2 separate regions of the Homo sapiens genome follow, and region 2 is linked to region 1. The links are chromatin contacts, found by Hi-C or POLR2A ChIA-PET in ENCODE. All regions are on one chromosome and are shown on one strand. Each heading gives the region's core, a stretch centred on a gene start or an enhancer-like site at or near the end of the contact. The rest is flanking DNA. Distances are from core to core; before and after follow the strand shown. Region 1 has its middle 42 kb from the start of LINC01107. Region 2 has its middle 76 kb from the start of LINC01107.

Evidence for each region. Hi-C counts contacts between places; a loop is a spot of excess contacts on that map. ChIA-PET counts read pairs that join two places held with the same protein, here RNA polymerase II (POLR2A). Pooled maps may share reads with other maps.
Region 2: a loop to region 1 is called in a map of PC-9, with 6 times the contacts of the local background. The contact joins two enhancer-like sites. A Hi-C loop is called at or near these places in 4 of 168 maps with a recorded cell type or tissue (PC-9, endothelial cell of umbilical vein, posterior vena cava and 1 more) and 9 of 50 pooled maps. POLR2A ChIA-PET finds 5 or more read pairs at or near these places in 5 of 52 experiments (A549, MCF 10A, PC-9 and 2 more).

The regions. Positions count from the first base shown.
Region 1 is chr2:238,594,745-238,600,937 of GRCh38, forward strand. No RefSeq gene overlaps it. Among named protein-coding and RNA genes, the nearest start is that of LINC01107, 42 kb to the left of the region's middle. RefSeq lists an enhancer at 5,092-5,607. Within about 2 kb of position 2,552, at least 18 of the 41 ENCODE cell types and tissues checked have a DNase peak (open chromatin) inside an H3K27ac peak, as active enhancers do.
Region 2 is chr2:238,628,717-238,634,471 of GRCh38, forward strand. No RefSeq gene overlaps it. Among named protein-coding and RNA genes, the nearest start is that of LINC01107, 76 kb to the left of the region's middle. RefSeq lists a silencer at 5,038-5,238. Within about 2 kb of position 1,400, at least 3 of the 41 ENCODE cell types and tissues checked have a DNase peak (open chromatin) inside an H3K27ac peak, as active enhancers do.

The sequences.
Region 1 (6,193 bases), core at 1,302-3,801:
TATAAACTTGCTTTCTTTCACTGTTGGCTTGCTCTTGAATTCTTCCCTGAATGAAGCCAAGAACCAACTCAGGCTGAGCCCCCGTTTTTGGGTTTGCCTGCATCACCTGCAGTGGAGATGGTTGGTTGTTTACCAAAATCATTTCTCCCTTCTCTCTGGACATACTGCTGGACTACATTTCCCATCCAACATGACAGGTGGGCACGGCCTGACGACTGGATTGTCCAACAAAACACAGAAAGTGTAGACAAGAGAACAGCAGAAAGTGACGCCTGCAGCCACAGAGATGTGCTCCCAGTCTCCCTCTTTTCTGACTGCTGGGGGTGCACACCACAGCGAGGCCCAAGGGCTGTGATGGAGGCCTAGGATGGAAGGTGGCTGGTCCCTGAATTACTTCTAGGAGAGGCACCATCTGCTGAGCAGGAACCCCTGCCTGGGACAGTTGCAAGAACAAGAAATCAGCTCCTTTTGTGCCAGAACCAGTATGCATGTTGAGGTCCAATCCTACAGTTAGTGATGTGGTAACAGAAATGAGCTTTGTGCTTCCATGCCCTGGGCAACTGCAGGCAGCTGAGGCCCCCATCTGCAGGTGGTCTCTGCAGGCAGAGGGTTTCTGGTGAAGGGCCCTATGGGGTTTCTGATGAGGGCCCCACAGAAACCAGAATCTCTTCCCTGCTGCTTATTTCAAATTCTGCTCGGTTGTCCCTTCCAGGCCAGGCGGGTAATCTTGCTTGTGGCCACACTCCTCTTCCTGGGACCTGAGCCTGCCCTCCTGCTCCTGAGTAGTTCATTGTGATGCTGTCTGCTGTGGCTGTGGAGTGCTACGCGCTGGCCAGCCTGAGGGCGACCTGTACCGCCTTGGCCAAACCCTTTACCCCACTGAGAGATACCTCCCTCATCTGCAGCGAGAGTCCCTACCTTGTAGGGCAGTGTGAAGGATGTCCTGAGATGGTCAGGACTTAGCACCCTGTAAGCACAAGAGCTGTTCTTGGTGGCGTTATGATCACACCCACAGATAGGGCCTCAGGCAGGCCTCAGTGTCCTCCTGGCTGGCCACGTGCTACGGATGTCCCCATGCACTTGATGTGTCAGCAGCAGAAGGACCTTCAGGAGGAGGCAACGATGGGATGAGACGAGGCTCAAAGGAGGATGTTGCCGCGCAGAGACGTTTCGGGAATATGAGGCAGGTCACCACCTATGATTCTTGTGGTAGTGGAGGAATGGTGGCGGCTGTCATTGTGACACCCACTTTAGAGACAGGAAACTGAGCTTCAGAGAGGGGGAGTCCAGGCCCCACAGCACACAGCCAGGAAAGGGCCGGGCAGAAGGGGCTTTGGGTTTTAACCTAACTCACCCCGACTGCCTGCTTCTTCACCCAGCCATCATGGAACGTCTCTGTGCCTCTTCCCTGCTCTCGTGGAGGCCTGGGTCAGGCAGCTGCCCAGAGGCAGACGTGCACTGTGACCCTAGAAGACTGTTCCAGACAGGCCAGCCCAGGCAGAGACAAAACAGGGACCTGCTCCTCATTGGTGTCACGACCAAATGCAGGGGATTTGCTAAGGGAGGCGCAGCCATGAATTGGGAGCCAGCTTCGTGCTCTGCCACTCCTTCTTGCTAATCCCTCGAAAATCCAATCAGAGCTGTTTCCCTCCATGAAACCAACTGGACACAGCACATACTGGCCGGACCTCTGCCAGCATGGAGTGGATCTTTTTTCTGTTTAAAGAACCAGGTTTCAAATGTTCTTAATAAAACGTTTATATATATCATGCAGGGTGCAAATAAATATTTTAATATAATTGGAAGAATGTAGAGAATTGTAAAAAGTTATGGAAGTTTTACTTCTGATTGGCCAAGACTCAATAAACTCTGGTTTGATGTACTCTAATTTATAGGCGTGCAAAGCCAACTCTTTGGCATCAGAGAGGCCGTTAACGTTGTAATGATGTTTAAACGCTGACAAATGAGCTGCTTGGGCGGCACCTTCAGCCCTGAGAATGGAACTGTTGGAGCTGGAGGACTTGCCTGTCCCCAGCTTTCTCCCTTCCTCCCGTGCTGGTGGAGCAGGTTAAGGGCAGGAGGACTGTTCATTGGGGCGACTGCTCCCCATCGGTTGAGGGGAGGGCACAAAGGGGACCCATGGCTTCTTTTTCACTGTTGTCCCTAATTATGGTCTTTCTCATTAAAATAACAAGGACCATTTCTGCTAGAAACGCTGACACATGTTTTTACTTTTCTGGGCCGATGGAAACCACATGTAGAATCCATTCCTTCCTTTTTTCCCTCCAAAATGCAAATGGAAGAGCTGGTCCAGGGGGTCCCCGGTTGCCCAGCCCTGAACAGAGGCTTGGGGAAGCCCCCTACTCCCACGCCAAGACGTGACTTGCGCTTCTCTGGGCACTTTGTGCCAGCCCTACCAGGGAGTGCTGCCCCGCTCCCCAGGTCTCCCTCTGCTTGCTGGCACTGGGCACTCCCAGCAGGCATAACCCGAGCAGAGCTGAGTGGTTATTTATAAACTCTCTTGAATGCCAAAGCGCCAGGAACAATCCATTCCCCCCGTTTGCAGGAACATACTTTCAGCATAACTCATCACTTTGAAGATGGGTCCAAACTTTTGTTCACATTTATTGACAGGAAGTTGTTTTTCAAAGCTCAAGTCAGCAGGCAGGCCCCGGGCCAAGAGGCTCCGCCACCTCAAGCTGGCGCGGCTCTGAGGGCCCATAAATTGTGTTAGCCTCCCACCCACCCCTCTCTCTCCCTTTTTCCGCTAGAATTTGCCCAGAGGTTGAACATTACGTTTTCCCTTTGTAAAGTTTCTTCTTAAACTTTTTCTTTCTTTCTTTTTTTTTTTTTTAAGAGAAAATCACCTATTGGAAGTGTTAAGAGGTTCTTTTCCTCTCTGAAATTCTAACCCTTTATGGTGCTCTTGAACTTCCTCTTTCCCGCATAAGCCACTCTGAGCCCTCCTTACTGCATGAAATTTCTCGGCCAAGGGTCCTCCTTCTCATCCCCCTACTTGAGCCTTGAAGCAAGAATGTCCTCCCGGGCTCTAAGAGCTCTGCCTCTCCCCAGGCCTCTCTCCCCTCAACTGGGAATCAGGAATCCTAGGGCAGGTTGTCCCAAGGCCTGGAGGGGCCATCAGGCAGGAGGACTCAGTGATGTGGGGTCTCCTGTGGCTTCTTAGCTCTCTACTCACCCCACACATTTACCCTTTGGGGCTGACCTGGGTGTCCATGACTTATAGATCTAATCCTCCCCCAACATCCCACTAATGTTCCCAAATTGTCCCGCCCCCAGTGGGACCCCTCCATTCCCCTTTAAATAGACTCTTCTCCCTACAGCCCTGAGCTCTTCCAGTTACCCCAACCAGGGACCTGGGGGTCATCCCAGACCTCTCCCAGATTCCTGCCCCTGGTTGGGCACTGAGTCCTAAGTGTTTCTGTACCAAATTTGTCTTCCTACCCCTTCACCACTGCCTGGTTTCAGGCCCTGCTCCATTTTCGGGGTCACTCCCAGACCTCGGCAGGCCAACTTCTCTGTGTCCCAGATGCCTTTTCTGTAAATCGGGGCAATGTCAGTGCCCACCCCACTGCGTGGTGGCAAGCATTTCATGGGCTCATGTTTGCAAAGCACGCAGGATGGCTCTGGGCATCTTAAGTGCCACAGGTTGTTCTCCTGCTGCCGCTTTTCTTGGGTCTCTGGGTCACCCTGTCACTCTGAGTCAGTCCATTCCTTATGCAGCCACCGAGAGGACCTTGAAACAATGCACAGCACATTCTGCCATGCCTGTGCTTGAACCCTGTGCCCGCTCTCAGTTCCCCGTGGGATCCCCCATCCCTGGCTCTGCCTGTCTGCCTCCTGTGCCCCGCTGTGTCCAGGGGCTCTGGCCTTTGGAGTTGGCCTTGTTCCTTTCTGTTTCTCCCCTGGTCATTCCCTCCCTCTCCTTCCCTGTGAGCCCCTCTGGAAGGTGTTCCTGACCCTCCACTGTCCCTTCTACCCTGTCCTGGCTCAGAGGCCCTTGCCTACCCCCACACAGGCGTGCCGTGTACTCTGCCACGAAAGCTGCAATTCTTTCTCACGATCTCTGTGTTTTCCTGCGTTTGGAGACAGGGTCTGTGCCTCAGGGATCTCTGGGCCCACGGTGCCCAGCACAGATTATGGGCATAGTAAATAAATGCTCATCTAAAACGTGTGAATGACAAAGACCAGGAGACAGACCATGGCGCATGCGTGAGTTAGGAATTTCCCCCATGACGTCACCTCTTTGACTATTCTGATTTTGTCTAGTGATGGGTCAATCCATTTTTTGGTTTTTAACCTTGACAAGAGCCCAAATACCAAAATGAACTGTCTCTGTGTACTGATATCATGTGAAACTTTTCAAACCCAGGAAGCATTGGAAGCTCACACTTTTAGTGGGACCAGGGAGGAGAAGGGAGAGAGGGACATGAGGGAAAAAGGTGAATGGGTCCATTTTGTCTTGGAAGAAATAGGAAACGCAGCAGTCCGTGGAGGAGCCTCAGGGGCCCAGGTGTGGAAGAGAGTGCATGAGGCTTGGATCTGCAGGGGTGCTGCCCCGCGTGGGTCTGCCCGGGAGTCCTGAAGTCCTTGCTGCTGGAGAAGAGGGGTTGTTCTGGAGCTAATGGCATTGGAGCAGTGAGGTCAGATTGCAGGGACTAGGCACAGCCAGTGCTGGGAGGGCTTTGCCCTTCCCGCGGCTTTGTGCATTTGTTTTCAAATACAAGTAATAAGACTCTGGGCTGTTTGGAGCCCTCACTGGAGCCCCTCAGACCAGGAAAGGAAGAGCTGCCGGAGGCAACGGATACTAACCCAAGCTAGTTGATGCCTAACTAAACACCTGCATCTTGGTTTGTTTGTGTGGGAAGTGATGGTTGGACCAGGTGGTCTCTGGCACCTTGTGGGGGTGCCTCACCAGCTGCAGGGCAGGGCTCCAGGCTGGCAGAGCCTGCAGATGTCCCCACCAATGCTGTAGCGATGGGCTGCCACGGATGCTGGGGCAGCAGCCACGATGAGAGCCTGGGGGTTGGCCTCCTTGGGGTAGCCTGGTAGCTGCCAGCCCTGAGTGGCAAGAAGGTGCAGTGGGCTGGCCCTGCACCCCACTGCTCTCCTGTCCCCCACATGCCTCCTGCTGGGGGTCTCGAGGCTCAGCAGCGGCACTGACGGCCTCCGCAGGACCCCCTCCTGCCTTCTCACACTGGGGGCTTCTCCACTCCTCTTTTCCTGGTGCGTAGCGTCCTGCTCTCTGGTCCCTTTCATCGCCTTGGGGGGTGTTCCCTCCACATTCTCAGGTGGAAGTGTTTAAGGCCAGTCCCACAGCCACCCCTCTGGATCTCCTCCACCCCAGCGCGGTGCCCCCTGCAAATGGGGCCCACATGTACAGCAAAGCAGGATGAGGCAGGCCCCGCCTGCCAAGAATGTGGCGCAGCCTCCTGGGCATGGGACATTGAAGGGAGCGATGCATGCAGGACAGCGTCCTCCTCTGCCTGGAGTCCATGGAGGAGACCTCCTCGGAGTGGGAGGCTCCGCAGGCCGCCAGATGCTGGGGAGGGCGCTGGGAAGCTGGGAGGAGGTGGCGGGACGTGGGTGGGGAGGGGCTCCCTGTTGGGGCGTCCCGTCCTGTCCCAGGGGCTGCGGGAGTGGTCCCACCATAGTGGTCTCACCTTGGCCCAAATAGAGGTGGTGTCACCCAGGCCTTGCTGGGGAACATGGAGCTTGGGGTCCCTGGGACACCGCGGAGGGTCCACGTTTCCCCGAGTCCATCGGCAGGTGTGGACACCGCCTTTTCCTTCCTCTCGCCTTCTGCTTGGCTGTCTCTTGAGATGACTTTAGAAATGTAACACCTTGAGAACACTGTATGTTCACTTCCCTTTGAGCCTCATGACGACCTCAGAGAATGAACGCTCCCCCCACGCTGGAGGCTCGGGTGGCTAAAGCCGTCCCCGGGTGGCGATACTGGGTGGGCCTGGCGCCCGCCTGGTCCCCTGTGTGGTTCCTGGCTTACTTCCCCTCCTCAGTGCCACGTCCATCTCACAGACTTTTTTTTTTTTTTTTTTTTTTTAAACTGGTAGTTCCAGATTTGGGGGCAGGAGGCAGTGATTTGGGTGTGAAAATCCGCTGAGCTGGGATTGAACATGATGGGGCTGGAGACTCTCAAATGGGACAGTGGCTCGTC
Region 2 (5,755 bases), core at 150-2,649, 33 kb after region 1:
TAAGGAAGCTCTACGTGCTAAATCCCCTCGTTGTAATGTATGTTGCACATAACTTCTGAGGAAATGGTTATTCAGTTTCACCAAGTAGGTGAGGAGATGTGGCCAGCATTTGGGCGTAACAGCTAAAGCTCTTGTGGAAACAGGGGGCTCTGACCTCGGAGAGACCAACTCGAAGGTTGGCTTGGACCAGGGACACGCAGTGTGCCTGAATCTGTTTTGTATTTAGAAAAATATTTACAGTGAATCCATGATTTTATTCATAACACACTCATTGCAGATGATTTTAATTGTGTAATTTTTAAATGTCTGCAAATCCCAACACCTCTCCAGCCTCCAGCACGGTTCTGCTCCGAGTGGTGTGTCTGTTTTGGTTCCTAATTTAACAGTCCACAGGTCCTGGGTCTCTGGAATACTGGGGAGTCTGGGTGGGGGAACAGCAGCGATGAGGCATCCACACAACAGCATGATTCTATTCCTTGGAGTAAGCAGATTGCAGTTTGCGCAGCACACTGCCAGGGGCACCTCAAATTGGGGCCACGTGGCTTTGAGGTTGCATTCACCTCCTGATAGAGCGGCTGAGAGGTTAAATAAGATAAAGATTTAAAATGTTCATGCAGCCTGGCTCTCAGTGACAGCTCAGTTACGGCAGAGGGAAGGCCGTTGGAAAAGAGCGGAGAGATATCCCATTGTATCTGGGTGTGTGCATTTATTTTGATTAAGGGACTGTGGAAATCAATGTGTGGATTAGAATTCTGAGAGCCTGGGATTTCAGTGGCTCATCCAGTGGCCACATGGGTAATTAAGGGTAGAATGGTCTGTAATCTTTTCTTCCGTTTAATTGAAAATCTATTGAAAGAGCAGAGTGTCCTGATCAGTGTCCCTTAATGACACTCATGAAAAGCCTGAACTCTTTGGCATTGTAACCACAGCCTGGACTTCATGTCCACCTGGAGGCCTCGTGGCAGGTGCAGGCAGGAGGCTTAGGAGGAGAGGCAGAGCACGGGGGGCTCGCACACTCAAACCCGTAAACCTGTGGCAAAAATCATGCAGATCTTGTCCAGGTGCGGTGACTTATGCCTGTAATCCCAGCACTTTGGGAGGCTGAGGTGGGAGGATCACCTGAGGTCAGGTTTTCAAGACCAGCCTGGCCAATGTGGAGAAACCCCGTCTCAACCAAAAAAATACAAAAATCAGCTGGGTATGGCGGCAGGTGTCTGTAATCCCAGCTACTCAGGAGGCTGAGGCAGGAGAATCGCTTGAACCTGGGAGGTGGAGGTTGCAGTGAGCTGAGATGGTATCATTGCATTCCAGCCTGGTGACAAGAGGGAAACTCCGTCTCAGAAAAAAAAAAAAGAAATCATGCAGCATTTGGCAACAGGGGTGAATTTGGGAAGCCTGGGCCGTTCACTAAGGCCATGCCAATCACCTTCGTTAATTGCTGATGACAAGGTAAGGGAATTAGACTTACTAACTCTAAGTAAATGTAAGGCAGAAGCTTACGTGAGAGCAGCAGGAAGTTGGGACGTTCAAGGCTGACTGTGGCTGTTCCCTCCTGGGAAACCGCAGGTCTCGCTTCAGGCCAGGTCTTGTTCCAGGTGAGGTCTTGGCATCTTCTATCAGATCCGGGAAGAACATGCCCAGTGATTCTGAGAGACTGCATCGTCCTGTACCCTCTGGGACTGGTATTAGTCCAATGCAGAATTTCCTGAACTTGGTTCTGTTGAGCAGTCTTCTGGGACCCATCAACAGATGGCTTCCCCACTGTCACTACCACTCACACGCAAAGGATCCTTGTGGTCAAACAAGTCTGGAAATGGTATATTCCATTTACCTCCCTCAGCTTGACTGTGCTTATTAGCACACTGAAGGCTTGGAGCACTCCTGCAGCAAAGTGTTTAACTTTGGGTTACAGGAGCCTTCTCAAACTTTTTGGAGCCAATACACTGTTTCGCATAGCACCACAGTGAGCATCAACTCTTCTGCAGACTCCAGTGTGGGAAGCACTGTTGGAACAAAATCCATGTTCCACTCCCGTGTCCTAAAAATGTTGTTTCTCCCATGAAATCTAGTCTCTTTTTCTTTTTAGGGTATATTAGTTTCAACTGGGTGAAAGCCTGGAGTTACTTGGCATTTGATAACTTTTAATTTGTTCCATATTTTACTTTGAACAGCATATTACTTTTTATGCTCCTATTCACTTATGGAAAAATAAAATTGCCCTTGCTATTTCACAGGGAGCACACAGTTCATTGCTTAATGAAATAAACTCATCTTTGTTAATCTATCAGACACTACCACCCAGATGACAATAGTTTTTTGTTTTATTTTATTTATTTATTTATTTATTTTTGAGATGGAGTCTCGCTCTGTCACCCAGGCGGGAGTGCAGTGGCCTGATCTAGGCTCACTGCAACCTCCACCTCCCAGGTTCAAACAATCCTTCCGCCTCAGCCTCCCAAGTAGCAGGGACTGCAGGTGTGCACCACCGTGGTGGGCTAATTTTTTTATTTTTAGTAGAGATGGTGTTTTGCTATGTCGACAAGGTTAGTCTTGAACTCCTGGCCTCAAGCGATACATCCACCCCCTTCAGCCTCCCAAAGTGTGGGGATTACAGGTGTGAGCCACTGCACTGGGCCCGATAATAGTTCTCAGTCGGCTGGAAATCTGTGTTTAGGGGCATGCTTGCAAGGGGGCTTGCACCATTGCAGGCACAGGGAGGGAGGGCTGGCTGGGCAGGCACTTGGAGCCCCCTGAGAGTGAACAGCACACACCTGACGTGGAGCTGATTCCGGCCTGGCCTTCCCTGTTGAGCTCCGAGGCGTCTATCCATGGTGAAGTCTAAGAATGCCTAATAGTGGCGGAAGGGGCGGCTGAGGGTTAGTAAAAGAGGCCCAGGAATACACGGTGCAGAGGAAGATGGCAATCTGGGACAGGAGGAGGAGTGCTTGGTCACTGCTTCCTCCCACCAGGTGCCCACTGCCATCTCTGCCTCCCCAGGCTCTGTGTGGAGCCGGGCATACAATTGATTAAACTAATGTGCAGATCATCAGTGCAGTGCCGTGGGTAGAAATATAACTTTTTAAGCCAGAGAGACGTGGGTTTGAACAGACAGTTCCCCACAGTGAGACCCTGGGTGAGGTCACGGGACCATTTATAGCTCTGTTTCTGCGTTTGCAGCAAGTGATAACTTCTGCCTTGCAGGTTACTGTGAGGAGGAAATGGCATGTTACAAGCCTGGGCATTGTGATGACGGGGCACGTGGCAAGACTATGTGGCATCTATTCAGGCTGGGGCCTTGGGGACATCCTTGCCTCCTGCCAGGCCTTCTCCTGGGCAGGAACAACCCCCAGGCTTTGAAATTCCTACCCTTGGTCAGTGCCTCTGGCTGCTCAGTTTATTGATCAAACATGGGATTGTTGGGCCCAGAGGAGACAGTTGTTCAGCCCAGCACGGGCCAATACCTCTTCTTTTAGTTATAAAAGTGCTCCTGGGTTTAATTAGGGCTGACACTGAATATTACTCAGAGACAGGCGTGAGGGAGGTTAAGCAGAACTGATGGCACATCAACTACTTAACCAAAGGCAGAAAGGCCTTGGAATCCAGGGACTGGCGCCCCTCGCCAGCTCCACTGCTGATGGGCAGGAGACCAGGCTGAGGCCGCCTATCTCATTAGGACCATCCAGGACCTGAGCATGTGTCACCAACCTTTTGATTTTATTTTTAGCTGATTTCTAATTGTTTTTACGTCGCCCCAGTTCTGTGTGTATTTAGAAGTGTCTGTAGGAATGACATGGCTGCTATTTTTGGAGGGCTGGTTTGGCTTTGGGTGTGACGTCCTTCACCAACACGGTGGAGAGGCACAGTAGTGGCTCCCCCATTTGACAGAGGAGACTGTGGCTCAGGTACACGTGCCAGCAAGTGGCAGAGCCAGGGCTCGACCCAACTTGGAGATCATTCAATGCCTGGAATATTGACCACTGCCTGCAGCAGGGATTCTCAGCCTGCACCGCCCAGGAGAGCGGCCTTTCTGGACGCTGCCCATACGGGGAGCTCCACGCTCTTCCGGTGAACAGCGGTGGTGCTGGCCGTGCCGAGGGTGAGGGGGTACTGAGGGGCCAGGGCCATGAGCTGTCCACCCAGACGCCGGGGAGGAGGCAATGAGGCTGAGCTGGCTCTCAAGGGCACTGGCCCTGGGGAGGGGAAAGCCATGCCAGCCTCGGGGATGGCGAGTACCGTCAAAATGCCCCACGCACCTGGAGAGCATGTGCAGGGACCTGGTCATGCCCAAAGGAGGTCCCTCTCCGGGACCACTTCATGTGGCCACAGGACACCTTCTTCAGGTGGGATCTCAGGTAGACATCTGTCCTTTCCCACTTGAAGTACAGAGTGAGGGGCTGGAGCCCCATCCATCGGCTTAGCCAGATCCCGACACTCTCCTGACCAGGGATGCGTGTGCGGTGTGTTTATGATGTTTGTGAATGTGATGTGTGTGGTGTATGTAGTATGTGTGCTATGGATGTGTGTGTGATGTGTGTGTAGTGTGTGATGTGTGTGGTATATGCAGTGTGTATGGGATATGTGTTATGTGTGTGTTGTGTGTTGTGGGTGTGCATGCATGAAGGGGGTGTGTGTGGGGGAGTCCTCCAGATACTACACAGAAGCCCTCAGGCCCCAACAAGCAGCCGTATTTGCTGTGCTGAGAGGCCATGGAAGCTTCGGGATCCAAGGCTGTGAACGATTATTCTATTCAATATTAACTTTTTTTCTAGAGTTTTCCAAAGTAAAATCTTACTCTTTTATAAAAGAAAAGGCCCCTCTGTTACTCATATTCTTTTGTGTTCTTCCCCTCATCTCACTAGATGAAGCTCAGAGAGTGCTTGCCGGGTCAGCGGCCGGATGCCCAGTGCGTTGTCTACGTTGTCAGTCAGTTCAGCAGTCGCCTTCCTTGTCAGTCAGTTCAGCGCGTCGCCTTCCTTGTCAGTCGGTTCAGCGCGTCGCCTTCCTTGTCAGTCGGTTCAGCGCGTCGCCTTCCTTGTCAGTCGGTTCAGCGCGTCGCCTTCCTTGTCAGTCGGTTCAGCGTGTCACCTTGTCAGTCGGTTCAGCGCGTCGCCTTCCTTGTCAGTCAGTTCAGCATGTCGCCTTCCTTGTCAGTCAGTTCAGCGCGTCGCCTTCCTTGTCAGTCAGTTCAGTGCGTCGCCTTCCTTGTCAGTCAGTTTGCCCTTCCTAGATGTTGGTCATGGCGGATCCTTACCAGTACGTGTTCCATTCATTTTTATATACATTTTACACGTACATCACTCAATGTATACTTTAGATATTGGTAAAGCTTAATTTCTTGTTTGTAAAAACCTAATATTTTCCCTGTACCCTGGAGAGTTACCTTGTGCCTGCAGGGTGTCGCTTCTTATCTGGGGGCCACTGGCCCAGGAACTCAACTGGTCCCATGTTGTTGCTTCTAATTACATCACCTCAGATTCATGTGCATTGAATTTTCACCTCCCAGCCAGCAGTAAATATAGTTAAGTAAAATGCAAATAACATATCTCAGTCCAGACTACTCACGAGAAAAACCTACAGTAAAAAACACCCTGGCCGAATCCTTTGAATCTAACGGCTTCAGAATCGTGCTCTCCAGCACTGGGGAGTCGGCTGTCACAGAGACACCTGCAGCTCCCGCGAAGGCCACATCACCACCTCCTCCTGCCCTCCGTGTGTTCTCCTCCTCAGTGGATGAGACCCTCGGCTCAGAGGGACC